Regions from separate parts of the Homo sapiens genome. Here regions 1, 2 and 3 are each linked to region 4. A link is a loop called in an ENCODE intact Hi-C map of the cell type or tissue named here. Cell type or tissue: IMR-90. All regions are shown on one strand. Links, peaks and the distances in the headings refer to the core of each region. The heading gives the core; the rest is flanking DNA. Region 1 has its middle 310 kb from the start of HGF. Region 2 has its middle 340 kb from the start of SEMA3C. Region 3 has its middle 300 kb from the start of HGF. Region 4 has its middle 61 kb from the start of CD36.

Region 1 (7,741 bases), core at 1,866-6,865, 760 kb after region 4:
ATTCATATAGAACCAAAAAAAGATCCCCCATAGCCAAAGCAAGACTAAGCAAAAATAACAAATCTGGAGATATCACACTACCTGATTTCAAACTATACTGGTTTGGTGACTATAGTCACCAAAACAGCATGGTACTGGTATAAAACTAGGCACATAGAATAATGGAACAAAATAGAGAACTCAGAAATCAACCCAAATGCTTACAGCCAACTGACCTTTGACAAAGCAAAAACATAAAGTGGGGAAAGGACACCCTTTTCAACTAATGGTGCTGCCATAAGTGGCTAGCCACATGTAGGAGAATGAAACTGGATCCTCATCTCTCATCTTATACAAAAATCAACTCAAGATGGATTAAGGACTTAAACTTAAGACCTGAAACTATAAAAATTCTAGATGATAACATTGGAAAAACCCTTCTAAACATTGGCTTAGGCAAGGATTTCATGACCAAGAACCCAAAAGCAAATGCAATAAAAACAAAGATAAATAGCTGAGAGCTAATTAAACTAAAGAGCTTTTTGTATGGCAAAAGGAACAGTCAGCAGAGTAAACAGACAACTCATAGAATGGGAGAAAAATCTTCCCAATCTCTACATCCAACAAAGGACTAATATCCAGTATCTACAATGAACTCAAACAAATCAGTAAGAAAAAAGCAAACAATCCCATCAAAAAGTGGGCTAAGGACATGAATAGACAATTCTCAAAAGAACATACATACAAATGGCCAACAAACATATGAAAAAATGCTCAACATCACTAATGATCAGGGAAATGCAAATCAAAACCACAATGCAATATCACCTTACTACTGCAAGAATGGCTATAATCAAAAAATCAAAAAACAGTAGATGTTGTCATGGATATGGTGAACAGAGAACACTTCTACATTGCTGGTGGGAATGCAAACTAGTACAGCCACTATGGAAAACCGTGTGGTGGTTCCTTAAAGAACTAAAAGTAGAACTACTATTTAATCCTGCAGTCCCACTACTGGGTATCTACCCAGAGGGAAAACAAGTCATTATTTGAAAAAGATACTTTCACATGCATGTTTATAGCAGCACAACTCACAATTGCAAAATCGTGGAACCAACCCAAATGCCCATCAATCAATGAGTGGATAAAGAAACTGTGGTGTATATATATGATGGAATACTACACAGCTACAAAAAAAGAATGAATTAACAGCATTTGCCATGACCTGGATGAGATTGGAGACTATTATTCTAAGTGAAATAACTCAGGAATGGAAAACAAAACATCGTAGGTTCTTACTGATACATGGGATCTAAGCTATGAGGATGCAAAGGCATAAGAATGATAAAATGGACTTTGGGGATTTTGGGGTAAGAGTTGTGGGGGCAAGAGATAAAAGACTACAAGTATAGTGCAGTGTATACTGCTCAGGTGATGGGTGCACCAAAATCTCACAAATCACCACTAAAGAATTTACTCGTGTAACCAAATACCACCTGTACCCCAATAACTTATGGAAAAGCAAACTTAGAAAAAATTAATTAATTAATTTTAAAAAATAGACATACACACAATTTTTTCACCTTTATAAAAATAGAGCAACTATATACAAAACAATATAGTGCATATATCTATATATTTAATGGGTTTTAAATTTATAAATGAGAGTTTGAAATGATATAAAACAAGTTCTTAATTGTGGTTATTTCTGTGGAAAAAAAGTTGGGTGGAAGGAGAGATTTTCCTTATATCTTTAAACAGTCAAGGAGCATGTATTACTTTGATAATAAAGGAACATATATTAACATATATATGTTACATAAATAGAATAAAGAGAGAGACCACCATTAAAATAAAACTTTAGGAACTTTTTAAAAATATGTGGCTTAAAACAAATTAGGGAGTAGGTAAAGATGGAATAACAAGGTAGAAAAATTGCCATTGCTCAGATGAACAACTGCATTCAAATATTGCATAACTAAAGCTATAAATGTATATTTCTATGCTTCTCTGTGTGTATATCACAGTTGTTAATTTCTATCCAATCTGCTTCCCAGTTGTTTCTGGAATCCACCACTGCCTCTCCACCATTACTGTCATTACCCTAGTTGAGTCAAGGAAAAGCAAATTGTCTTTGAGAAAGGTCAAATGTACGGGCATAATTTGCTTAAACCAAATATAGGTTTTAAAATTTAAAATTAACTACCAATTCATATAATTGTAAGATTATTATTTTTGGCTCCCACTATAGGGTTACAAGATCTAGAATACTGCCACATTCCTACAAAGCAATGAGCTTTAGGAATTGAGTAGATGCCATCTCCTTAGATATGATATGTGCTCTCAGTTTTCCATAGTACTTATCAGTCCTGTTTCATTTATTTAAGTAAACTGCCTGACCATTGATATTAACTGGCATAAATGTGTCTCTCCAAAGTATTATGATGGCCTCTGTGATGGTTAATATTGAATGTCAACTTCATTGGATTGAAGGATGCAAAGTTTTGTTCCTGGTGTGTCTGTGAGGGTGTTGCCAAAGGAGATTAATATTTGAGTCAGTGGACTGGTAGAGGCAGACCCACCTTCAGTCTGGTGTGTGTGTGGGGGAGGGGGTGGGGCTGGCACCATCTAATCAGCTGCCAGCATGGCAAGAATAAAGTAGGTAGAAGAGAGTGGAATGAACAGACTTAGTGAGTCTTCCAGCCTTCATCTTTCTCCCATGCCAGATGATTTCTGCCCTTGAACATCACACTCCAAGTTCTTCAGCTTTTGGACTCTTGGTATTACATCAGTGGTTTCCCAGGTGCTCTTGGGCCTTTGGCCACAGACTGAAGGCTGCACTGTTGGCATCCTGTCTTTTGAGGTTTTAGGAATGGAACTGGCTTCCTTGCTCCTCAGCTTGCAGATGGCTTACTGTGGGACTTGTGTGATCGTGTGAGTCAATACTCCTTAGTAAACTCCCCTTCATATACACATCTATCCTATCCTATTAGATCTGTCCCTCTAGAGAACCCTGACTAATACAGCCTCAAAACTGGTCTGGAATTACTCCAAGCTGCCAATCCTATTTCTATTAACCAAAGATAATGTCACTCTTGGGTGTAAATGAGGCACTTACAAACCTGCCATCATTTTTCATCACTTTACTTTCTGTCTTTTTTCTTTGACAGTCTCTCTCTGTCACCCAAGCTGGAGTGCACTGGCACTATCTTGGCTTACTGCAACCTCTGCCCCCTGAATTCAAGCAATTCTCATGCTTCAACCTCCCCAGTAGCTGGCACTACAGGCTCATGCCACCATGCCTAGCTAATCTTTTGTATTTTTAGTGGAGACAGAATCTCACCATGTTGGGCAGTCTGGTCTCAAACTCCTGATCTCAAGCAATCGCCCACCTTGGCTTCCCAAAGTGCTGGGATTACAGGCATGTGTGATCATGCCCAGCCCCTTCGTCACTTTACTTCCCTTGCGTTTCTTGTGCTTTATCTAGAGTTCCTGGTTTCTTTCGTTGCTCCTTCCTAGACTCCAAATACACGTCTCTTATTATTCAGTGAAGCTAGTGTTTACTGAGTACAAGCCACATGCCAGGCTCTGTGCCAGGGACTATGGATATAAAGCTCAGAGGCCAGCAGAAGGATAGAAAATTAAATTATCAATTTCAATAGTTGATGAAAATAGATCACTTAAGAACAACAACTAGCTTTGGCTCCAGAAGGGTAAATCAAAGAAGGCTTCAAGAATGAATTGTTGGAGATAAGTTGGGATATGAGCTGAGTATATGATATTCATAATATGTGGATTGACTTCCTCTTGAGTGATGCCTAGTCAGGTAAATACTAGGTGTAGCTTAAAAAATTAATAGTAAAACAACCATTGGATATTTTTAAATGTGTTTTATTTCCAGAATGTACAACATAGTATATTAACATCATTAAGGCATAAATGTTGTTGAAATTGATAAAGATTCTTTGCTTGACCAAACTTTAGTCAGGCTTCTAGACCTTTTCTTAGCCCCATATATGCACTTACTTCCTTGTAAAATCCAGTTTTAGCAAGAACCCTGTTAAGTCATTTTAGCAAGAATCCCCTGCCTTTAGTATCCGATCACCCTCAATGTCTAATCAGATTCCTCATCCTCCATCCTCCAGGTAAGTTCTAATCACCTTGGCCTGTAATCAGCAAGAATCCTGTTAGATTCGTTTATCAAGAATCCCCCTTACCCCTGATATTTCCTCTTGGAAATTTTCCTTCCCCTGACTCCCACACAGCTCCTTGGCCATAAATTCCCATTTGCCCATACTGCATCCAGAGGTGAGCCCAATCTCTTCTCCCCTACTACAAAATCCCATTGCAATGATTCCTATACCTATCGCATAGATCCTGAATGAAGTTGTCCTTACTGTGCTGTAACAAGTGTCATTGAATGATTTTTATTTTTAATAAGATATATGTAATTACTAATAATCTCTGGTTACTAATAATATAGTTTTTTTTAAAGATTGAATATAACCTATCCATTAATTTGGAAATGACAGACTCTTATGTTGCATGTATAATACACTCATATAAGCTGAAGTTTCAGGTAATAGGAAAAACATGTGTTTGTGTATCTCAAATCCCCAATTACTTCAAAGGCAGCAATAAAAAGTGCCTGGAGAAGGAAGAGTAATGTATACTAGTAAGTTCTATAGCTCCATCTGCTGCTTCATCTTACTATTGCATATTATTAATACTTTTTATAAATACTATGAATTTTATAAAATTCCCATTTTGCATGGAAAAATGTCCTAATTCTACTAAATATTTCATAGAATGTTTAATACCAACGTAGTAATGTGTGGTTAAATATTCTCAAATAATAAGGTAAATCAAGGAAATTGGCACTCATCACTAATCAGAGCCTTCTCAAATGTAAAATATAATATTTTAAAATAAATTAAGATTATATGTATTATATATTGTCATTAATAAAATAGTTATATATTTCATAATATATTATAAATTTATATATAGATGAAACCTATATATTTCATAAATATATGTGCATACATAAATAAGTATATGTACACATTCTTAAGTCAATACATATTGTTCTTTTTAAATTCTATATTATGCCATGCTTTCCAAATGAGAAGAGTAGCTAAAAGAATGAAGAAGGATTTTTTTTTTTCTTTTGAGACAGGGTCTTGTTCTGTCGCACAGGCTGGAGTACAGTTGTGTGATCATGGCTCACTGCAACCTCAGCCTCTGGAGTAGAGTAGCTGGGACCACAGGTGTGTACCACCACACCTGGCTAATTTTCGTGTTTTTCGTAGAGACGGGGTTTCATGTTGCCTAGGCTGATCTCCAACTCATGGTCTCAAGAGATCTGCCTGCCTCGGCCTCCCGAAGTGCTGGGACTATAGGTGTGGGCCACCATGCCCAGCCAGGGATTCTTTATACCTTGAGTATCAGCAATAGCCTCAGAGACAAAAATAGGAGGAAACATGCCAGGTGAAGAGAATTGATTAAGCAAGATGTGGAAAATGGGCATACAAAATATAATTTCAGTAAGTAATTTAGAGCATCTGAAGCATCATTTTCATGTAAAAAATTAGGGAGAAAAAGAGAGAAATGAAGTGACAATGTGTATCTGATGGGTCCTACATATCTAACCAAGGAGTTAGTTCATGTTTATGTGAAAAAAAAGTACTCATATAACCTTTTAGGTGCTGTAACGGATTATGTGTGTGTAATATTATTGGGAGTAAGATTTCTGGAGGCAGTGAGTCCAATTTGTAGGCTATTGAAGGGGCAAATGGAGAAATTATAATATCTAAATGGAGTAGGGTAGCAATGGCCATGAAAATGAAAAAAGTGCTGGATGTTGTGAATTTAAGATCTGTTTCTGCTATTTTTTTTTCTTCTGTGACACTTCTCCTTCCCTAAGGGATTGTCTGATATCAATTTTTAGAGTGGTTGGGTTGGGGGGGATGAAATAATGCGTTGTTATACACAGTATATTACATATGTGTAAGGCATGACATCTTTCATGTTGGCAGATGTTATGCTACAGCTGAAAGAACAAGTTCACTGGAGCTAAGCAGACCTGAATTTGAATCCTCAATATAACTTGGGCATGTTTGTTGACTTTTCTGAGGCTCAGTCTCTTGTCCAGGGAAGGTTTAACTCTACCATTTCCCTACATACATCTCCAAGTCAGGGCTTCCAGACCTTCCCTGTTATCACTAGCCACTCCCCAAGCAGGCTTGGTAGCCAGGATGGGCTCTGTCCTCCCCAGTGGAGGCTATCTCACTCTTCAGAATGTGTCCCGCTATGCAATCTCTCCCTCCACATGCGCCATCCATGTCTTCTTTCTCTTATAATCTCTCTTGTATACTTTGTTCTTACACAGATATTTCAGAATTTATGACTAGGTCAGCACATCATGTTTCCCAATATATGAGTACTTGATTTGTATTAGTTTTTTCTATTTACTTATACACTATTGATTGCATCCTCACCGTAAACAATGACGAAACTAATATATTGTCCTTCCCCCCACCTCTTCCCTCTCTGAACATTCCAATTTTAGTTAATTATGTTGATTGCTTGGTCACCTTTTTAACTTCAATTGTCTCAAATTACTTAATTGATGTTTAACCCTTGCAATAAAACAAAAGGGAAATGATCTCATTCCACTTCTACCTTCCTTCCTTTTTTTCTTATTTATATAATTTGTACATAATCTGGGCTTATAACATTTACAGTCTGTTCTGTATGTATAATCCTAACTTATGTTAGGAAATTGCTATAGTTAAAACGATGTCAATTCTCAATTCACTTCTCTCCATGAAGGAGTAGCCAGGACTGGTGTTGCATACTTATCTTAAAAAAAAATAAAAGAATGAGATGAAATATACAATCTAATTTTTGGTCTGACACATTGGACAACAGACAGCACAGAACAGTGACCCTGAGGGAAAGGGAGCAAGGTCAACCCTGGGATTGCCACAGCTCACTGTCTGGAAACTTCTGTCCACAGTACAGACAGGTGGAATCTAAGCAAAACCTGGTGATCTGGGTTGAAGAGATACCCAGAGTGGAGGTCAATGTGGCTAGAATTTACAGGGCAGGGAAACAGGAGAGAGCAGCCAGAAAAAGGCAGAGCTTAACACCCTTTTGTGAGATTATTTCAGCACAGAACATCATGCTTAGTGGAGGAGCCTTTCAAGCTCATTAAACTATTGCAGAAGTTTTATTAGAATGTAATATAATGATATGTTTGCAAATGCCAGAGCATTTAAATTAGACTTAATATTTAATTTCCTTCCTCTTCTTAATACAATGTTTTATTGAAGGGCTCTAATCAGACAGCTACAACGATAGTAAGAGATTGTATTTTCTGGGAGAATAGACAGTGTGGTACTGACAGATAAAGATAGAAAGAGGAAGTAGAGTTTGAGCACCTGATGGCCAGATGTGGGTGCACTGTGTTAATAAGCCATTTCATCAACATTAACAGCCTTCTGTTATAGAGCAGAAGATTGCTTGAAGTTAGATCATGTAAGGAAGTTTCCTCAAAACACTGAAGCAGATGGAAAGCTGCTTGAATATAACTTCACTAGCTGCACACAGTTGGACATCCTCATTTAGGCAGAAGAAAAGACTTCAGCAGAAAGAAGGGCTCAGGTAGGCATGAACCATGCAGACCTGTCTTACAAAGCATTTGTGAGATCATTTTAAAAAATAAATGCCTAAGATCTTAGTCATATTTAGTTTG
Region 2 (7,741 bases), core at 951-5,950, 560 kb after region 4:
CATATTTTTAAAGAATATTTATGAAAGATGAGAGAGCAACATTTAAGGATAAGTAAAACCTCCAAAAAGTAAGTATTCACTAATCAAATTAGATAAAATTTTGAAAAGATTTGGATATCTTTGAAGTTCAGTTAGAGACCTAATTTCGTGCATGCAGAAGTCCACTGGTAGACTAGGTTAACCGGTAACAAAGAGGTAAGGCTTTAAAAGCCTTCTGTTCCTTCCCATTCAAAAAAGTGTATTAAAAATTCTTAGGTCCGGAGTGGTGGCTCACACCTGTAATCCCAGCACTTTGAGAGGCCGAGGTGGGCGGATCAAGAGGTCAAGAGATTGAGACCATCCTGGCCAACATGGTGAAACCCTGTCTCTTCTAAAAAATAAAAAAATTAGCTGGGCGTGGTGGCAGGTACCTGTAGTCCCAGCTACTGGGGAGGCTGAGGCAGGAGAATCGCTTGAACCTGGGAGGTGGAGGTTGCAGTGAGCAGAGATTGTGCCATTGCACTCCAGACTGATGACAGAGTGAGACTCCATCTCAAAAGTAAATAAATAAATAAATAAATAATTCTTTACTTTGACACTCTTGCTATTGCTCTTACTAACCTTTAAGTTCTTAAGTAAGTCAAACTAATTTTTCTTCTCAAATAATTAACTTCTGAGCTGTCTGCCTTGAATACTTTATTCTCTTCTCTTGGCTAATCTTACTCTTCCTTCAAAACTCTATGTACTCCACCATTATAATCCTTTAATATACAATTTAGTCCATAACATAACTTATTTGCATTTTTGAGTATTTGTTTCACTGACAAGACAGACATAATATCTACTTGGGAGTAAAAACGTATTTTGTCGATCCCTATTTTTTCAACCACTTGGCACTATACTAGGCACATAAATAAATAATAAATATTTGATAAATTTAAACAAATGAAGTAAAGATATATGGTTACCATACTAGGAATTGCTTATTATCTTCCAATATCCACTTCACTTTATCCTTTAGTACAGAATAACTTGAAGTTTTGTTATGCAAGTAATTACCAAGCTGAAGACGTTCCCAGACTCATAGTAACTAAGTGTGTCCACATGACTAAGTTCTGGCCAATGACATATGAACAGTAAAGCTATAACTTCTGGATTCAGCCCTTAAAATAAAAGAACATGTCCTCCCCTTGCCCATTTTATCTTCCCAGTGGCTGAGATCTCTATGTGGTAGTGAGAGCTGTCAAAGCCTTTTTGGAACAGAACATTTTGAGGATGGTAGAGCAAAAAGGGGAAGGACCTGAGCTTGTTGATACTGTGCAGTTGGTATCAGGTATGGGCTACTTCCCTCAGATTTTGAAAGGAAAGACAAATGTATTTTCCTTAAGCTATTGTGTTCGTCTATTTTGTGCTGCTGCAACAGAATATCTAGGACTGGCTAATTTATAGTGAACAGAAATTTATTTGGCTCATGGTTCTGGAGACTGGGAAGTCCAAGATTGAAGGCTCACATTGGGCAAGGCCTTCTTGCTGCATTATCTCATGGTGGAAGGGCAGCAGGGCAAGAAAGGATGAGAGAAGGTGAGAGGGAGAAACAGAGGGAGAGAGACAGAGACAGAGGGAGAGAGACAGAGACAGAGAGAGAGAGCGAGAGGCAAACTCATTATTTTATCAGAAACCCACCCCTGATATAACAAAACCACTCCTACAATGATGGTATAAATTCATCTCATGACCTAATCACCACTTAAAGGTCTCACCTCAACACAATTGCACTTGGGATTAAGTTACCAACACATAAGCTTTGGAAGACACATTTAAACCTTAGCCACTATTATAATATCTGCATTGTTTTTATGGTAGCGGAAACCTATATCCTAATGAATACTTTATGTTGGGCAATATTTCAAACCTTGTTATAAACAATTACTATATACAAAGAAATGCAATATGGATATTGGATTGTTTAAAGGAAAACGTGGCAATAGGAAAATAACTTTCTAAAACACAAAGCAAAATATGTTTCAAAGGAAGTGTGGCAGAATTTTAGAAAATTTTGAGGATAGTCCAAATGTTCCTGAGTTTTGGCTCTTTTTTGTTAATGATCTGCGTAAGTGATCTGGACATGGAGACCAGCTGCAACGATGTTTAATTAGATGATATGCAAAGATGAAGGCTGTAGTAGTAAATGCAAAGGCAAAGTGAATAAGGGGTTAGAGTCTTGGTGGTAGAAAAATTACTTCATGCATGTGGGAAAAGACTAAACAAAAAAGAACAAGATTTAAAATAAACCTGGATTTAAAATACAAATGAAACAAATTTTAAAAATTATTGAACTATCTTCTTAAATTTAAATAATCAATATATTGAAATTATATTATCTCATATATTACAAAATAAAGCTACTGTGGTATAATTAATAAATTATTATTTTTGCATGTGCATATCTCTTTGAGAATATGCTGATTTGACTGGCAGATGTTACACTGGTATGTAAGATAATTTCACTAATGGATATAACATTTTGACCATATTTAGAAAAGGGAATGTTTTGTGAAAAACTTGACACAAGACACCAACACAATGGGAAAATCTGAATGAGTTGTAGCTATCAGGTAGCATTCTTTTTCAGTGTTTGTTTTAAATAATAAGATGTATGAGGGAAGAAGATTTGGGTTCCTATAATTGATTGCTTTGATAATTGTGCTAAAGTCCTTTTAATGTTGTTTACTTCTAAATATGTTTCAATATCATTTTTCCAGAAATAACATGGAATGCTTTTCATTATTTGAGCATTAACAAATGTCAATACTTTCATAATATCTCTACTTTTGTCTCTACCCAGGACCTCCCAAATATCTAGTTCTTAAATGGTGTGTTTATGACAATAAATGGTGTGTATTAGTTTATTTTCTAAGTTCATATGCTGAGATTCTATGAATCTGTTTGAAGCAAACATTACTGAGGTGCCTAAATATATGCTATAAATGCATCTCACTCTAATTGCTGTAACAAGTTTAAAGTGTTTAACATCTAGAGTTGCTAGAAACACACTTCTCACTGGAGCAAACTTTTATCCTGCCAGCCACCACTAAGGTTGCCAGGGTTAGCAAAAAAAAGGACACACATCTAAACTTGATTTTCACATAAACAATGAATAACTTAAAATCCTAAGTATATCCCATGCAGTATTTTCCCCATATATTTTTAAAATATTTGATTTTATCTAAAATTCAAATTTAGCTAGAAATCCTGTATTGTATCTGGCAACAGTATCACTCATCCCACAAAGGCATGATCATGAAAGAGTTTGCCCACAGGAACTTTCAGGTGAAGGGGGACCAAGGACTGATTCCAAATGGCAGTCCATAGTGCGTCAATCTGAAATAAGAGATTAAATACTCATTGGAAGAACAACTCTTATTAGGCTTTTGGCTTCTGGGTTCAGACTAAATATTTGTTCCAACTCTTCTGAAAATAATTTTAAGAGGTTTTTTTAAAGGGATCAAAAGGTGTATCAGAAAGCAAGGAACTACTGAATCTCTTAAGATCAGATAGAGAGTTCAATGTCACCAGAGGTTAAGACCCAACCGTTTTACTGCCCTGCTGTTCCTCTACCCTTCCCCGCAACCCCATCTCCATTCCTCTGCTTTTGAGGAGGTTGGGGGCTGTGGGGAGAAGGAGCTACCAATGTATAGTGGGTGTAACTACTGTCTGCATACTCACAGGCTAGAAGGACATGAATTAGAGTCAGCTACTAGCAAGACGAGGGCTCCTGGTGAAACACGCTTTATACGCTGAAGAGTGTGAATTGGGAAGTCGGAATATGGTAAAAACCCGTTCAGCCTTGGTCCTAGGCCGCTAGCCCCCTCTGGTGCCTCACAAAAGAAAACAAAAATCCTCTAAAGAAACATTTATTTTCATCCTCGAACTGTGTCTCAAAGTAATTTTTCAAACACTAGCTAGCAAGCAATCAAATATAACAACCACCATAAAGAAGACACAAGCCAGGATCAGCAAATACAGTAGAAAACAGAAACACACCTCCAATAATTCCAGATATTGCAATTACATTATTAGATACAGGTTGTATACAACAACAAAAACCTATGCTTTCCATTGAATATTGTGAATAGTGCTGCAGTATATACAACAGAATACTATTTATTGATGAAAGAGAACAAAATCCTGTCACTTGCAACAACATGGATGTACCTGGAGGACCTTGTGATAGGTGAAATAAGCCTGGCACAAAAAGACAAATGCAACATGATCTCGCTCATAAATGAAGTCTAAAAAAGTTGATCTCCTCAAATTAGAAAATAGAATGGTGGTTACCAGAGGCTAGAGTAGTTAGTGGGGAGGAAGGAATGGGGAGATAATGGTCAAAAGATTGTTTGACCAACATCTAAACATTTTACTTTACAATCTCCTAATGTAAAGCGATGTTGAGAACATTTTCATCAAACTTATTTGTCATCTCTATATTACCTTTGGTGACATGTCTGCTCAGATTTTTTTAATTTAAATTAATAGATTTTGTATATTCTTTAATTGGGTTGTTTACTTATTGTTGAGTTTTAAGTGTTATTTATATATTTTGAATACAATAACTTTATCAAACATGTATTTTTTTCCCAGTCTGTGGGTTATTCTTTCCTTTCCTTAACAATGTCTTTTATAGGTAAATTTTAATTTTAATCCAGTCCAGTTTGTAAATTTCTTTTCATAGACCATGTTTTTGGTATGGTGCCTATAAATGTATCAACATACTTAAGGTCATCTAGATTTTCTCTTGTATTTCTTTTAGAACTTATACTTCTGTGGGATTTTTTTGTTTTCATTTTTGCCTGTTTTTTTTTTTTTTGTATATGAATGTCAACTTATTCCAGTACTATTTGTTGACAAAAAGTATCTTTTTTTAAAAAAATTGCTTTTTCTCGTTTGTCCAAAATGAATTGACTATACTTCTGCAGGTCTATTTCTGGGTTCTTTATTCTTTTTCTTTGAACTATGGGTCTATTTTCTCACCATCAGTACTGTGCTGTCTTGTAGTACCTTTATAGTAAGTCTTCAAGTTGCATGGTGTGAGTCCTGCAGTTTTGTTCTTCTTCAGTATTTTCTTGGCTATTCAGGCTCTTTCATCTTCCAAATGAACTCTACAATCAGTTAGTCAATATTTATAAAATAGCTATAAATGTCAAATAGCTCCAGTTGACTGATAGTGCTGATTAGGTTAACTGTGTCTTTACTGATTATCTGCCTGCTTGAACTATCAATTATTTAAAAGGAAGCTTGAATACTCTATAATAGTAATTTTTCCTATGTCTCCTTTTAGTTATATAAATTTTGCCTGACATATTTTGACACTCTTTCATTAGCTATATACATGATAAAGACAACTATGCCAACTTGTAGAATTGATGCATCATTACATGATGCCCCTCCTAATCCATGATAATATTTCTTGTTCTGAAGTGTTCTCTGTCTAAAATTAATATAGCTACTCAAGCTTCCTTTAGATTAGTGTTAGCATATCATGTCTTTCTCCACACATCTATTATTGAAATAGCAGTCTTTATATTTAAAGTGGGTTTCTTGTAGACAACATATAACTGGGTCTTGTTTTTTATCCACTCCGATAATCATTGTCTTTAATTGGTAGATTTATACCTTTCATATTTAAAGTGATTATTAATTATTTAGATTTATATCAATCATGTTTGTAACTGTTTTCTATTTATTGCATTTGTTTTTTGTTCATTTTTCCTGCCTCCTCTGCCTTTAATTGAGCATTTCATAAAATTCGATTTTATCTCCTCTCTTAGAATATTAGTTGTCTTAGTCTGCTTGTGTTGCTAAAGGAATACCTGAAGCTGGGTAATTTATAAAGAAAATAGGTTTATCTGGCTCATGGCCCTGCAGGCTGTATAAGAAGCAAGTCACCAGCATCTGCTTCTGATGAAACCCTCAGACTGCTTGCACTCATGACAAAAGGGGAGGGAAGCCACCATGTACAGAGATCACAGAGTGAGAGAGAAGAAACCAGGAGAGGGGATTTCCAGGCCTTTTAAAACAACCAGCTCTTATGGGAACTAACAGAATAAGAATTCATTCATACCCCCAGCAATAAAGAGCATTAATATATTCATGAGAAACTCACCCCTATGACCCAAATACCTCCCACTAGATCCCACCTCCAACACTGGGGATCAAATTTCAACATGAGGTTTGGAGGTTCAAGTATCTGAACTATAGCATCAGTTATACTTCTTTTAAAAATATCTTTATGATTGCCCTAGAGTTTGCACTATACATTTTTAACTAATCTAAGTTCACCTTCAAATAACACTATACCACTTCACGTATAGTGCATGTACCTTATATTAGAGCATTTCAAATTCCCTTTTCTTATTCCTTATGACATTGCTGAATTCATTTTATTTATCTATGTGCTGTAATCACACTATATATAATTACTATTATCAATGTAAACAGTTCTAATTTTTTTCTTTCCAACTTTTATTTTGGGTTCAGAGTTACATGTGCGGGTTTGCTACATAGGAAAATTGGTTATTACAAGTGTTTGGTGTACAGATTATTTAATCACCCATGTAATTAGCATACCTAGTAGGAATAAACAGTTATATTTTAAAGTGAGAATAAGAAAAATGAAGCATTTTATCTTCATTTATTCTTTCTCTGAAAATCTTCCTTTCTTTATTTAGATGAAAATTTATGCCTATATCACTTTCCTTCTCTTTGAAATACTTCTTTCAACATTTCTTGTAAGGGATATGCTATTGACAAATTCCCGGTTTTTATTTTTTCTAAGAATATCTTCATTTTTCTTCACTTTCAAAAAATAATTTTATTTCATATATAATTCTAGGTTGGCGGGTTTCATTTTTTAATCCTTTAAACATTTCCCTCCACTTTCTTCTAGCTTGCATGCTTTTTGGTGAAAAGTCTGCTGTAATTCTTATGCTTGTTCTTATACAGATAATGTGTTTTTTTCCATCTGGCTTCCTTTAGGATTATCTCTTTGTCTTTCATTTTCTGCAATTAAAACATAATATGCCCAGGTGTAGTTTTTGTTTTTTAAGTGTATTTATGCTTATAGATGTTTTCCAAGCTTCTTGGATCTCTGGTTGTGTGCTTTTAACTATTCTTAGAAAGTTTTTGGCCATTATTACTTTACATATTTATTTTATTTCTTTGTTCTCTCTTCTCCTTCGGGATTTTCCATTACACAAATATTTATCTTTTGAAATTGTACCACAGTTCTGGTTCTTTTCTGTGTTTTTATTCTTTTTTCCATTTTAATTTGGGGAGTTTTTATTGATATGTCTTCAAACTTACTGATTCTTTCCTTGATCATGTTCAGTCTACTGATAAATTCATTGAAGACACTCTTAATTTCTGTTACAGCTTTTTTGTTTCTAGCATTTCCTTTGATTCTAAAAGTCTCCATCTTTCTACTTACATTACTTTTCTATGCTTGCATTTGTTGCATTTGGCCTCCTTTTTCTATTAAGGCCCTTAACTATTGATCAAAATTTTTAAAAAGTGTGTTTTATTTTTAGAGCAGTTTTAGGTTCACATCAATATAGAGAAAAAGATACAGAGATTTCCCTATACCCTTGTCCCCATATACACATAACATCCTTCACTATTAAACTCCCACACATGAGTGGTACATGTTACAATCAGTGAACCTACTTTGACATATCACCACTCAACTTCCATAGTTTACATTACT
Region 3 (7,741 bases), core at 1,279-6,278, 770 kb after region 4:
TCACATCATGTTATTGGAATATTTGGAAAGCATAAGGTAACAAAAGAAATCTCTGTAAACTCCCACTGCCAAGACGTAATAATTTGAAAATTTTCATTATAGTTCTTGTTTTGCTTTTATCTAGGTATCTATTTTTTTAAAAAAATACAAATCACATTGCGTTTAGTTTTCTTTTTCCTACTTAAAATGTAGACTATTTGCAAAAAGCACTTTCTTTGTTACAAAAATATTCTACTCCTATATAAGCCTTTATCTTAAAACTCATTTCCCTACTGGTAATTTAAGTCTGTTTCAAATTTTTCTCTTTATATGTAATTTCTAACTGAATTTTTTGACAATAAATATGTATCTCATTTTCAGACTTCTTTGGGAGCTTTGCGTTTATTTATCATTTGCCACTTTTCAAACAGAATTTGCAAGTGCACCAAAAATGCATATAATACATTTAGTACTTATTCTATGATAAAGTGTTAAGGTAGATTACTTGAAATAAATTACTCCATTAAGTAACATAATCATTGTAAACCTTTTGATAACCATTTGCAAGTTCCAGAAAAGTTTTACTGAAAAGTACTGTGTGAAAGTGTTTTCTCAGAAACCTCACCAACGCTGGATGTTTTCCTTAAGAAAAGTTAGTTTGTTAAATAAAAATATTACCTTTTGTATACTTGAAATAGAAATTGAAATATTGAAATATTTTTAAATATTTCTAGTCATTAGAAGCCCTTTTATAAACTACTAATTTATATCCTTTATCCACTTATCTATTATAATGCTGGGGGCTTATCATACCAATCTGAATTAGTTCCAAATAAATTAAAGTTATTAAAATCTTTAATATATTTTGTGTTCATATTAAAATAAATTCAGTTGTTCAGACACATTGAAAACATTAAATGTTTATGTACTCAAAATATTAGTTTTTATCTGTAAAATCTCCTGTGGCTTTTAAGGTTAAAATGTATTTAGTTTTCATTTACAAATAAATATGATGTTTCATTTATTTTATTTTATCTGTAGTAAATGTTAATCTTCCATGGGCCCTGAGCTCCCTCTACTTCTTGCCAGTTATGCCAAAAATATAAGGCTTTGACCATTCCTTACCATTTTCTGGGTTGAATTTGCAGCCAGCAATCTTGAATGGTGAGGTAACCTATCCACTCGAAAAGTAGGATTGCCTACTACTTACAATAAAAGCAGTAAATTCCCAAGCTCAGATTCCCAGCTGCAATAAAAAAACACATTGAATGCACAGTATCTCCCTGGACCCTTCCACCCCGCCCCACTGGGACTGAAGGCGGGGGTGGGAGGGAAAAGGAGAACAAACGCAAGTAAGATGATTTTGCTACTTGCTGCATTATGCCTAAATAAAGTCTTTTGTCTCTGATACTGGAATTGTGTGTCTTCTGCAAGCATCCACAACACAGTAACAAGCTAACTTAGTTGGTAAGCAGAATAAAACCCCAGACTCTGGCCATTTTGACAAGCATGAAATGTTGGCACAGACAGAATTTTCTGGGAGGGGAAAGACAAGAGCTGACCTGGACTGGGTTTGAAGCTATAAGACTCCCTAGAATCAGTTAATAAATACTTTTGCCTAGGAGGTGGGTGAGGAATACTAGTAAAGCCCCCTGCTCTTATATCTGTGAATGAATCTGAGCAGCAAGAAATGGGATTGAAATGTCACTTAAATGGCTCATGCTTTTCCAGGTAGGAGGAAGAAGGATGTTTTCATGACAACAGGGAAGTAGGTGGACATATAGCTAAAGGAAATGGTTTCAGCAAGTTGGACTTAGAACTTTAATTGCACAGAAAATATTAAAAGACTGTTGAGCCTGGGAGACCAAGGGTACAGTTCCTTAAAACTGTTAAGTAAATGCTAAGTCTAGTCAAGTCTGGAGCAAAGCTGCTTTCCCCTTCCATGCACTCTTACATGTCCCTCTCTCTCCTTTGTACTGACCTCTCTTGCTTCAGGAAAAAAGGCTGAGTATGCTAAGGAACATTGGGAAGAAGAAGCACTCACAATTTTATAGCTATGTTGAATACAGGCACACAAGTCACTATTCTAGTTGAGTTCCTCGAGAGGGTATGCTAAACATAGAGGTGGCCATAGGGCCAAGAATTTTGGGGAGGAACCATAAAGGGAGGAAGGTGGAGTGGCAGAAAAGGGTCCCCAGACTCAAGTCTGGAGATGCACTTGAGAGGAGAAAATGCTTAACCTGAAGCTGCAGACTGTAGGGAAGAAAACATCATTTCTCTTCTCTCCCTTTTTAGATTCTTAGTTGAGACACTCTCCTGAAAACTAACATCAAATTAATAAATGAAAAACAAGCAGAAGCTTATTAACAAATGCTGTACCCATCATTTGGAGAAGCCTCAGTTCAAAAGTATTTCTCTCAGAAAGCACTGGCTTGGGCCTTGATTAAATAGCATTTCAACAAAGAGGCATAAATCCTATAGAGTGACAAGACAAAAAAAAAAAAAAAGAGCAGTTGTAGTCTTTTAAAAAGTGAAAAAATGTGGGAAGACAGTAAATCTGTTTCCAGATTTTTCTGGTGCCTGCTGGTGCCTTCTCTGGCCTGATAAGTGCTGTCTACAGTAAGGAAGGATTGATGTCTGGCCATCAGGCAAACAGAGGTTGAGGCAGAGTGCTTTCTTGCGTCCTTGATGTTTTTAACTTAACAATCCTCAATATTTCAGGGAAAAATACTTGTATTTCCTTCAGGACAGAGAAAGAAAAATAATTTCCTCTATGACCTCTTCCCACATCTTAGTCCCTCGTGGCCTTACTTCCCTGATTCCTGTACTTTTGTGTTACAGAATAGTATAATCTCCCAGTGGCTGTGGCTAGAGCCCCTGACCAGTATAGTTAAACACTTTGGTCTATGTGCTTGAGAAGGAAAAATGTACTTGGACTCAACTAATAGATTTGGGCAAATTGCAGTGGAAAAGGAAAATTAAAGCGACCTCAGGGAGGGGAGGGGGCAGCCTTTGGGGCTATTCAATGTACTGTTGTAGTTTCCACTATTGGATGTATAATTGGAATTAATGTGCTATGTGCTTGTACTGTAAGTGCTCATAAAGTCTAGAGTTAATTTTTCTGTGCAGGTACTGCGCAATGTAGAGTGGTGATTCCTGTCTCCCCCTATGTGGTCCAGCAAAAACAGAATAGAATCCAGGAGGAAGGAGGAAAGAAGAAAATCACAGCTTTCGTGATCATTTAGCTGACAGTTGCTGTGGGAACACTAGGAGTGGCAACTTCCCAGTACAAGGGCGCCACCTGCCTGAAGCAAGTAAATTCCTTCTAAACGGAAGAGAGTTTTTGTCCTGCTGAAACTGAGCAGCTGCAAGCTGGAAGTTTTGAGTCCTCCCATATTAGGGTGGATCAATCAGACTCCATGACTGACAAGAGACCAGCAAGCCTTGCTGATCAAATGAAATGGTATAGTTGGCTTGGCCCTGGTGGCATCTCGGTTTTACATGAAGTGGTTGCACCTACCCTTTTAGGGGAAATTTTATTTCTCATTCTGCTGTCTGAATCAAAGCTGCAAGCTCAATGGAGGCCTTGATTTACAGAGTTTCCTCTAAAGGCTTGGACCTGATTCCCTGATGATTCAGCTGAGTTAATAGCTGATAGTGTCCACTGGGTGGCATCCCCAGTCTTTCCCCGATAATAACTCTGGAAGACCAACTGCAGTAAGTTTCAGAACGAGGGGCTGAATTGAAAGCCATCATCACATCACCGTTGCCTTAGATAATACTTTTAAAGACTATATAATACTTTTAAATAATAATTTTAAAGACAAAATGTTCGATTTTGACTCTCTCTTAGACAATTGCCAATAGCATACCCAACTGCACTGCCACTTGGAAAACTGGCGAACTGTGGCAATAAGCCACAGCTGCCTATCAGATGTTTGAGTTGCTTAAATACCCATGCTAATAACCTGTTCTCTGATAAGACTGGCTGAAATCCAGCTCCGAATAAAACCTGCACTGCCTAGATGACCATGACTGCCAACTAGCTGCAGCATTAAACCGCACATGACAATTCATCCAACATTAGAGACTGCGCACAAAAATAGACTTTATGTTTTGATAAGTTACTGTTGCTTATCAGACTTTTGACTCCTGCTGAAAGATAGCCATTTGTCCAGTGGTAAAGAAGGCCACAGGATGTAGAGCCTATAGTGACCCCACCTGCTCCTGACAGATTGACTACATTGGACTTTTGACCTCCTCTCAGGGTTATCAATGATGCCACACTCATTGCTGTTGACATGTTATCAAGTTACATTATTGCTCTTCTCGTCCAATTGGCCAATTCCAGCCACACTACTATGGCCCTTGAAACTAATCTGTGTCACCTTTTCAGGTTTCCAGGCCATTTGCAGTCAGAAAATACAGTGTCTTTTATCACAAAAGCCAGTTAACAATGGACCAGTAGTCAAGAAATGTCATAGATATTCCACATTCCCTACCTTCCATAGACATCTGGTATTACCAAATGGGGAAACAGCCTCCTCAAAATTCAGCTCAAAAATTTCTGACTCTATCTCCCTCTTCCCCTACAAGTCCCTATACTTAATAAGGCAGTTTGGGCATGAAATAGTCATCTTTTTGAATGGATCATCTCCTCTTAGCCATTTCCTGAGTAATGATCAGGACAAATGGAGTGAATGGTTATATAGACCTATATTAAAGATTCAGGTTCTGCACTGACAGTACTTGGGTTTGATGCCTTCTTCATTCCCTTGACAACCACCCCTTAGGGTTGGTAAATCTCTGGGTGGAAGCTGAGACAAAAAGGGGTTTGAGCACTCAAACTTAATTCTAATTGAGCTATTTTGATTATTGGAACAAAATAAATATCATGACCACTTTTGTGAGCTACCTCGTCTTCCTGCATTGAGTCTCCCTTAGTGACCCATGCAGGCCAAGTTGGGAGATATAATAGATATAATGCCCTTGTCCTACATGTGCCTGACCCTTCTAGATAAAGATCTGGGTGAGAATCGGGGATGACTGGAGAAAAGTTGAATGTATAGCCATTGAAATGGAACATGTGGATTTTTTAGTAGTGGAGGAAGAAAAACCCTGGCACATAGGGAACACCTCAGCTCCAGGAGACTCAGGAAAGAGCAGAACAATTAATGGTCCCTTTTCCCCATAGGTCTAGCACCACAGTGTGGTTAATCAAGAGGCAACTACACTTGACAATCTGAGTCAGTGCTGTGTTTGTCCAGAGCATCCAAGTGCTATGAAAACAGAAAAACTCATATGTATATGGTTTGTCCTCTACCACTCTGCTGTTCTTGATGCCCTAATAGCAGCTCTGGAACATGGAGCCTCATTATGTATAAACAAACCTATGGATCTGCACAAACTTGTCTTAATTTTCCGAATGCTACAAATCCATATGTTTCTCCTGAGGCCCAATCAGCCTTGGATAACACCATGTATGATCATCATGACTGAAGATCTTCGGTGATTCTGCCTATTTACTTACCCAAATCAATGTTATGTGATCCAAGTCAAGTTTAACAGCAAATCCTGAACTGGAATAACCAGTGCCCCTTCATGTAATGTTTGTATACTGGGGAGATTGGCAGTGGAATGTCTCTGGGGGGTGGCTTTTTGGCCCATCTATTGCTTGCTGTAATTATTGACAATGACAGCAAAGATCAACAAGTCAGTCTTAAGTCCCTTGCAGGGCTCTCCATGTGCTGAAATTTATATCATATTCTGTATCCCTTCATCTAAGGCTTTACAGTATGAGCCTTATTGTTTCCAGGTGTAACACTTGTATCTTAAAAACAAAAAACAAAAAACAAAAAATGATACAATTTCAAATCTACTGTTTTCAGAAATCTAATTTGAAAATAATAGTTGAACACTTAATCTTTTGTTCTACCACAGTATTCCCTGTCCTGAGAAATTAAGTAAACGTTTCAAGAAGTAAAGTACATCACATCACTGATTCATTGATGGAGCACTGCAGGGCAAAATGATTTACTGAGATTTTTTAAAAGGGGTGAGTTTTCTCTCTTCTGTCAGTATTGATTAGATTTTCAGAGGGAACCTCTCCTTCAGAACAACTAAGACAGGTTTTTGAGCGACTTCTATCTTCAAGCAACCCATTAAAAGGATTAAGGGAGATAAGAGTAGGGATCTGGGGACTGGGTAATAGGATAACACTCAGGGTATATGTGCCCAGAAGCACAACTATCCAGGCACTGGGGTCCTGGACCCTGCACCAGCAGTAAAAATGGAAGCTTAGTATACAACATGTGCAGCATAAAAAATCAAATTCAGTAGATAAAATTCCTTTGGGAAAACTGATTAACAATATGATGACAAAGTTGCTTCTTTACCTCTTACCTTTGAGAAAGTTATTCCAAGATTGTTCAAAATCAAATGAGAGATAAATGATAAGTAAAATAAATAAAAGAGGAAGTACTTTTTAAACATGTCAGAAACCACGAACCAGGCCAGGCACGGTGGCTCACATCTGTAGTCCCAGCACTTTGGAAGGCCGAGGTGGGCAGATTGCTGAGGCCAGGATTTCAAGAACAGCCTGGCAAACATGTTGAAACCCTGTCTCTACTAAAAAAAAAAAAAAAAAAAAAAATACAAAAATTAGCCGGGAATGGTGATGTGTGCCTGTAATCCCAGTTACCTGGGAGGCTGAGGCACGGGAATCGCTTGAACCCAGAAGGCGGAGGTTGCAGTGAGCCAAGACTGTGCCACTGCACTCCAGCCCAGGTAACAGAGTGAGACTCTGTCTCAAAAAAAAAAAAAAAATGCACAGATGTGCAAAGACTGTTAAAGATTATTGCCAGAATCGAGTTAATTCGACATGGGTATCTAGAATATAAGGTGAAGTACTGAAGATCAATATAAAAATTTTAAAACCTAATTGGAAAAATATGGATGAAAATATAAATCCATTTTTCATGGAAGAGAAAATAAGGATTGCCAAGAAGTATGTTTAGGGTGCTCAACTTCACCGGTAATGAGAAAAATGAAAGTAAAGAAACAATGAAAAATCACTCGATACACATTATGTAGGCAATGAATACAATACTGGTTAAGCCAATGTTTATGAGGATGAAGTGTAAACTTGGGAACATTCTAGAGTGCAGTCTTGAATTAAAGTTGTGTATATCCCATGGTCCTGTAATATCTCTTCTAAAAAAGGTTTCACCAGAGAAATTCTTGGATAGATGCATTAAAAGGCATGTATAGACACTTTATTCAGTATGGTGTGTGTTTAATTGCAGGATCTGTTGCTGTCTATTACTAGGCATTTGTGAATACAATTTGGTGAATGCATAAGAAAGAATATTATATAGCCACAATATTAAAGCATCAATGTGGGTATACATAAAGCAATATGGATGGCTCTTAATAGAATAATTTTGAGTCTGAAAATAGCAACAGAATATGATTCATAACTATTTCATTTATGGAAATTGAAATATACACACAAAACATCATTGTTTATTTTTCAATTTAAGTACCTATATCAATCACATTATAATGAGCCCCTATTGCAGGAAGAAGAGAAGGCATGAGCAATGGGAGGAAATGAAATAATATAAAATAAGAAAAAGGCCCAGTACAGACGAATGATAATTACTTTTTATGAACCAATGAGTTGTGAACTAAATTCATCTCTACTTGAGACCCAAATATGGGTGGCGGTAGGTCCCCATTAAAAGCCTCTCCAAAATTCTTA
Region 4 (7,741 bases), core at 1,566-6,565:
TGGTGGCTCACACCTGTAATCTGAGCACTTTGGGAGGCTGATGCAGGCAGACCACCTGAGGTCACAAGTTCAAGACCAGCCTGCCCAACATGGTGAAACCCCACCTCTACTAAAAATAAAGTTAGCTGGGTGTCGTGGCATGCACCTGTAATCCCAGCTACTTGGGAGGCTGAGGCACAAGAATCACTTGAGCCCTGAAGGCGCAGGTTGCAGTAAGCTGAGATCATGCCATTGCACTCCAGCCTGGGTAACAAGAGCAAGACTCAGTCTCAAAAAAAAAAAAAAAGTAGATTATAACTACAAGATTTTATACATAAGCCTACTGGTATCCACAAAAAAAATAAAAGATAGCAGATATACAAATGATAACTAGAAAAATCATAGCTTAACACTTCAGAAAATTATCAAATCACAAATCACAAGAAAGGAACAAAAAATCTGTAAAACAAAATCAAATTTTAAAATGTCAGTAAGCCTTTACCTATTAATAATAACATTGACTGTAAATGGATTAAAATCTCTAATCAATAGAGTAGATAAATAAATTTTAAAAAGATCCAGTTATATGTTGTCTACAAGATATCCACTTAAGATTTAAGAACTCACATAGCCTGAAAGTAAAAGGATGGAAGAAAATATTTCATGAACATGATAATCAAAAGAAAGCAAGAGCGGCTATATTTACATCTGAAAAAAAAAATTCAAGTAAAAAACTTTTGCAAGAGACAAAGATGGTTATGATTTAATGATAAAGGGTCAATTCATCTAGAAGACACTCTCAGTGTATGTACATGCCACAATTAAGCACCTACAGACATAAAGCCAATATTAATGGACATGAAGGTAGAAACAGATACAATACCATAATAGTAGGGGAATTTATTATCTCACGTTCATCAATGGATATATAAACAAGACAGAAACTTAAGGAAATACTGGACTTAAATTGTACTTTTGATTAAATAGACCTCACAGGCATACAGAGCTTTCCATCCAACAGCTGCAGAATATCCACTTTTCTCCAGTGCACATGGATCATCCTCCAGACCAGATCACACAGTCCACAAGACAAGTCTTAACAAATTTAAGAAGATTTAAATTATATCTAGCATCATCTCAGACCACAATGGTAAGGAACTAAAAATCAGTAACATGAGGAATCTTGGAAAAGTCAAAAAATATGTAGAAATTAAAGAACATGCTCCTGAACAACCAATGGATCAAAGAAGAAATCAAAAAGGAAATTTATAAATATCTTGAGACAAACAATAGAAATATAACATATAAAAACCTATGGGATACCAGCGAAAGTAGTTTTAAAAGGGAAGTTTATAGTAATATATGCTTACATTAAAAAAAGATTCCAAATAAATAGCCTAGCCTTACACTTCAAGGAACTAGAAAAAGAACTAAACACCAAATTTGCAGAATAAAGAAAATTTTAAAAATCAGAATAAAAATAAATAGGAATGGAAAAGCCATAGAAAGAATTGATAAAACTAGGAGTTTGTTTTTCGAAAACAAATTGACAACCATTAGCTAGTCTAGAAAAAAATAGAGAGAGAGACAGAAAACAAAACAGTGGTTACTTCCACTGTAGGGTGTGAATAGAAAGAAGGAAATACAGAGATGTAGGTCAGAGGATACAAAGTAGCAGATACTTAGGATGAACAAATCTAGAGAACTAATGCACAACATGAAGACAATGGGAAATAAAGTTGTACTGTGTTTAAGGGATTCATGCTATGAGATTTTTATCATTCTTGCCACAAAACAAAAATGGGTAACTCTGAAATGAAGAATGTTAATTTACTTTACTGTAATAACACTTTTACTATGTATATGTATCCCATAAGATCATGCTATATAACTTAAATATATAAAATAAACTTTTAAAAATAGCAGAAGGGGACATCAGAGAGGAAGTGAGAGCATTTTATGCTTGGTTAACTAAGGTAAAGAGTTAAAAATAATTCCTTTATGACAGCACCTCTCATTCGTTATGAGAATGTGCTGAGAATCTCCATGAAGAAGCTATGTTATGCAATATTTTTCAAACATATTTTTGCAGAGCAACTTGCAGGACTGGTGTTCTGCAGGGCAGACTTTGGGAAATGGTCCTCCAGACAAATTATAGTCCATACGCCATATGTAAGGGGGGAAGTGCTATTAAAGAGCAGAAGACCAACAGACAGGAGCTTCAAATTTAGTCCTGTCGATAATTTTCTTATTGGACTTTATTGCTTCATCTATAAATTGAAGGAACTGAGCTAAACAAAGTGTTTTGATCTTGAAAATTCTAAATATTTTAAAAAGCTTGAGCTAGTTATAATACACTGTCATAGAAAGTTTTCCCTAAACAAATAAAATTGTATTGTTGCTCTGGAAAGGCACTGATTATATTTTCAAGTCTGAAATTATTCAAGACATTTTAATATTTTGCATATAAGATTTATTTTGAAATTTGTCCTCTCACTTGAGACGTTTTGCCCTATTTAAGCTTCTGTTCAGATTAAAATTGAAACTCTCCTCCAATATTACACGACTGGCTTTTGATATCCTGGGCTCAACTGATGCTTCTCAAACTTTAATGGACATCCTATCACCTGCGTATGTGGTCAGAATGCAGATTCTGATTCCATAGGTCTAGAATACTGTCAGATTCTGCACTGGCCACAAACTCCCAGGTGATCATGCTGCTGTGGGTCTGCACCATAACACCAACCTGAGTTTTAATTCATTTTCTACAACTGCTCATCACTATGAGATTGATCAAGTCAATAAATATTTCTGTGCCTCTGTTTACTCATTGTCAAATAGTGATAGCACACTTGCTTTAATGGCCTCACAAAGCTATTGTGAAGAGGAATTAGATTTTATGTGATGATCTACTAAAATTTATAAACATATCCACGTTGTTCTTTTTTCTTTTTTTTTAAACACAAATTCAATGGTTCACTCAATGGGCATTTTCAAATCTTTTTTCGCATGACATATGTGATATATGTCATTATTTTCTGATTTTTTAACATAATTATGTCACCCTAGTAACTCACTGATCCATAGGAATGCTCTGATTAGGGGTTTGGAATAGTTAGATGTGGGGGAATAAAGGGAAAATATAGATGTTTAAAAATCATAGTGATTTTTACTGTATTAAATAAATACTGTATTTTACTATACTATAAATACTTTACTATAATAAAGGTAGAGTCAAAAATTTCATTGCTGAAAGTGACTTCACTTGTGCTATCCCATATGTAAATGACTTCAGTGTGTGATAGAGAAAACAAAGTTTTTAAAAGATAATTTTCCTAGGAAAAGATAATTGTCCTAGGTCACACAGCATGTTAGTCAAGAACAAGCTTGTACCAAATTCAGGATGACAGAAAACTTACTAATTTTTGAGAAAAGAAAACATCTGCCACATAAACGTGCTTAAATAAGGTGAAGATGAAGACTTTGATTATATTTCAGAAACAGTTTGGACAACCTGATGCAGGGAATACGATTTTAACATGTAATTTGTGAAAATTCCACTAGATGGCAGATGAAATCCAATGTTAGATACAGGAGCGTGACAAGGAGGAAAAATGGAAACGCTATTTCTTTATTGAAAGACTGGGCCTCTGACTTTGGCACATTTATTCAGTGTATTAATATAGTGCCTATCACTGATTTAACATATAGAGATATGCTTCATATAAAATATTTCCTACACATTTTTTAAATTGAACTAATGGCATGGCTACATACGCATGTTACTAAATGGGAAATTGTTCAATATAGTGAGAAAGCATGAAAAAAGACTTGAGTCCTGGTCATAGTTTTGACACTAAATAAAGAAGTGACCTTGAGTAAGTTATCTCACTTGTCTGAATCTCATCTTCTCACCCATAAAATGTAGACAATAAATAATAATGCACTACTAATTTGTAGGGCAGTTGAGGTTGTATGGAAATTGGCTTTATAAACTACAAAGCACAACACAAGTGTTGGTTACTGTTATTTCAAAGCCCCTTTTCCCTTTCTTGACTGAGGCGGTGGGACTGTGAGCCTCAAATCAGGTAAGCCCTCCTTCACCAACCTTCCACTCTGCTAAGCCCTCTCAGTGCCCTCAAGCTCCGGGAATCAAAATCTTTCACTCATTCTGGCTAGTGTTTATTTTGGCTCCTATATGCCTTTGGACTTCTGCAAGTTTCTCTGCTCTGGTTAAAACAGTCTGCTGTTCTATTACTGTGTGTCACAAGGACTTTCATTCCCTCTGTGGGTTAAAGTGTCACTTGGTGCTCATGGGAGAAAGATGGGGAAACTTCTTCATTTTGCTGGAGTCACTTAATTTTCAAATCTATGTGACAGAAGCCGCATAGTGTCCTACTTGTTCCTTCATACTTCCTCTGCCCTTCTAGGATTTTTAACAGCAAGTTTATGCCTCTCTGCTGGTACAGTCTAAATTCCAGTAATTCAAAGATTCATCAACAGTCCAAACTCTGTTTATATCTCCATGAATACTATTGCAAACCACATCCCAGCAATAACGTTTAGTTTAAGATTCAAATTAATGACTACAGTCTGAGACTACATAGAATATCTATTGCAGGCAACACTTGAAGAAAATTTGTGCTATCCCATATTTAAGAGGGGATAGCATGTGACTTGTCAGATCTGTAGCTGCTTAACAGAATCGCTGTAGAATATTTCCCAACGAAGGGTGTATCCAAGGCTTATTATTGGGGGATAATTCGTCACATCCATTAATCAGAGGTTGATCTAGAGACTGCATGCAGAAATAGTGAGAGTCTTGGATGATCTATGTAAAAACATATCTGCCACTTACAGGCTGTTAGAAAGGTGTGTTCTATTGTGGAAACTTTCCCCCTTCCTTTTGCTAAGAATTGTTCACAATGCAACTTAAGATCCTCAACTGTGAACATTATTATAAACACATACTTGCCCTCATTTTTGAGGGGGTGAAGTTGATCCACTGTGATTTCTCTCTGGTAGCATGCCATTCCCAGTTTTCCAGGAGTGACCCTGTATTCAAGCTTTCCACTTTTTCCTACCCATCAAATTCTACCTCCTGAACTTGAATTTACACTGAAGCATAAATACCTGATAATTTCAGAGTAAATTAATTACTTCTACCAAAGCTTTTCACATTTCAAAGCAATCAGAACCGGAAAAGGCAGGAAGAAAGGTAGAGGTTTTAACTGGCCTATAAGGCCCCTAAAATTCCTGCTGCCCTCCCTCCCACCTCCCCCAGTCCTACCCCACCATACACAGAAGACTGAGGTTTCCTAGCATCTTCTATTCATCTATATATAAACACATTAAATTTATTTTTGTTACTAAATGGTGACAAATAATTAGACAGAGTTGCAAGAAACCGAACGATTATGTTTGGAATGATTCAGTCTGAAACATAGGCCATGCTTGTACACTTAACTTTAATGGCTTCAGGAACACATCAAGGATATAAGTAGCCAGCCTTCAGAGCAGAGGCAAATGGGCTACAAATAAAGGCCCATATGATTTTCAACTGCACACAGTGCCCCATAAAATTTAGGACACTACAGCCGGGCGCAGTGGCTCAACCTGCAATCCCAGCACTTTGGGTGGCCGAGGTGGGCGGATCACGAGGTCAGGAGATCGAGGCCATCCTGGCTAACAAGGTGAAACCCTGTCTCTACTAAAAATACAAAAAATTAGCCGGTGTGGTGGCGGGCGCCTGTAGTCCCAGCTACTCGGGTGGCTGAGGCAGGAGAATTGTTTGAACCCGGAAGGTGGAGGTTGCAGTGAGCAGAGATCGTGCCGCTGCACTCCAGCCTGGGCGACAGTACAAGACTCCATTTCAAAAAAAAAGTTAGGGCACTCCATATAACAAACTGTGCTTTTAATTGAAAACTCTGAAGTTGAAAATGGTAAGAACAGATCATCTAAAATGCAAGGGCTAATATGTTATTAAACAGCTTTTCCCTTGAGCAACCCTAGAATGAATGGCAGCAGAATCATTTACATAGAGTGAGCAATAGAGAAGAGGCTAGGTCTTGAATATAGGTGGTTATATATTAATAACCTTGTCTATTACAATACTACTTTCAAGCTCAAGTTAGAGAAATGCTTTGGGAATACTCTTAAGTTTAGCAGGGTCTAAAGCAACATAGAATGGGGCTTCTAATAAGTTGAGAGAGAACCTTGGCATATTCTGCTCACCCCTCTTAACATCATTGTTTGGAGACTGAAGGACAGCTGTCATCCTGTCAGGACCATGCCCAAAGAGCCCACAAGTTTCACCCTGTAACTCACAGAGCAAACAGGCTACCCTGTCAGCAATTTCTCAGATTGCTTTTCATCCACCAGCAGGCTTATTTTCATGTATTGCCATCTAAATCTCTCCAATTTTGTGTCAGTGCAGAAAGTATTATCCTTTTTATCTAAGGTTAATTCTTCCACCTAAGCAAATGAGTGTGCTAAAATATTTTCTATCCTTAAACTAAAACAAAAATCCCTCTGCTATTGGAATTCTAGGCAAGTGGTCATAACCACCACTATCATTCTTATGTGGAAAGGATGTTTCTATCTTGCCACCCTCCTCACCCCCTACACCACAGTCTATTCTCAACCCAGCAGTGAGTGTCCCTGTTAAAATATTGTTCCATGTCACTCCTCTGCCTAAAACCCTAACTCAGGGTATAAGCCAAAGTTCACAAAATGTCCTTCAAGATCACAGGTAATTGGTCCACCTTCCACCTTTAACTCTGATCTTACTTTCTATTCCTTTCCCTGTCCATCACTCAGTTCCAGATTCCCTGATAAATTTGTCCAGTCTTGCATATGCCAGGCACACTCCCACTGCGTGGTCTTTGTGTTAGCTTTGCCCCCTGCCCAAAGGGAAGATCTACATTACTATATATACTCATGGCTTTCTTCTTCATCCCATTCAACTTTTTTGCTTAAAACTAACCTTCCCAGGCTGGACGCAGTGGCTCATGCCTGTAATCCCAAAACTTTGGGAGGCTGAGGCGAGGGGATCAACTGAGGTTGGGAGTTTGAGACGAGCCTGACCAACATGGAGAAACCCTGTCTGTTAAAAATACAAAATTAGCCAGGCATGGTGGTACATGCCTGTAATCCCAGCTACTCGGGAGGCTGAGGTAGGAGAATCACTTGAACCTGGGAGGCGAGGTTGCAGTGAGCTGAGATCTCACCATTTCACTCCAGCCTGGGCAACAAGAGCAAAACTCTGTCTCAAAAATAAATAAATAAATAAATAAATAAATAAATAAATAAATAAATAACCTTCCCATGAGGTCATCCCTAATCACTATTAAATTTGCATTCTACCTCAAGTCCACCCTTTCCTCTTTTTTCTGCTTGTGCTTATCTCCCAACAAGGTGTGCGCTCACGCTCTCTCTCTCCCTCTCTCTCTCAATAGATAGATAGATAGATAGATAGATAGATAGATAGATAGATACAAGTTTGCATGCAATTAAGAATTGTGTTTATGTGCTTGTATATGCAGAAAGAGAGGGAGGAAGAACAAGAGAACAGACATTTTAGTCTATTTGTATATAAGACCCAGCTCCTATGGCAGTGATAGGCTCATAGTAGGTACTCAGGAAATATGTGTTGAATGAAAGGAATAGTGATATTGGCATAGAGTAAGAGAGCTGACATTGGAGATGGAGAGGAGTGGATAGATTTGAGCAATATGAAGGAGACAAATGTCAGGATTTGCTG

What was found. Hi-C counts contacts between places; a loop is a spot of excess contacts. Peaks named below come from ENCODE experiments on the same cell type or tissue, not always from the same donor. Only the 100,000 strongest peaks of a DNase experiment are listed, where the experiment ranks them.
Region 1: it touches region 4 in a loop (7-fold over the local background); 62 of 110 quality-filtered maps call a loop at or near these places.
Region 2: a loop joins it to region 4, with 12 times the contacts of the local background. A loop is called at or near these places in 46 of 110 quality-filtered maps.
Region 3: it touches region 4 in a loop (7-fold over the local background); 84 of 110 quality-filtered maps call a loop at or near these places.

Annotation. Positions count from the first base shown.
Region 1 is chr7:81,453,415-81,461,155 of GRCh38, forward strand. No RefSeq gene overlaps it. Among named protein-coding and RNA genes, the nearest start is that of HGF, 310 kb to the right of the region's middle. In IMR-90, for the core only: a CTCF peak has its summit at 4,662 (motif pointing left); no DNase peak of the experiment used is centred there.
Region 2 is chr7:81,253,364-81,261,104 of GRCh38, forward strand. No RefSeq gene overlaps it. Among named protein-coding and RNA genes, the nearest start is that of SEMA3C, 340 kb to the left of the region's middle. In IMR-90, for the core only: a CTCF peak has its summit at 3,843 (motif pointing left); no DNase peak of the experiment used is centred there.
Region 3 is chr7:81,466,930-81,474,670 of GRCh38, forward strand. No RefSeq gene overlaps it. Among named protein-coding and RNA genes, the nearest start is that of HGF, 300 kb to the right of the region's middle. In IMR-90, for the core only: a CTCF peak has its summit at 3,276; a DNase peak (open chromatin) is centred at 3,282.
Region 4 is chr7:80,695,686-80,703,426 of GRCh38, forward strand. No RefSeq gene overlaps it. Among named protein-coding and RNA genes, the nearest start is that of CD36, 61 kb to the left of the region's middle. In IMR-90, for the core only: a CTCF peak has its summit at 3,549 (motif pointing right); a DNase peak (open chromatin) is centred at 3,556; H3K27ac peaks cover 399 bases.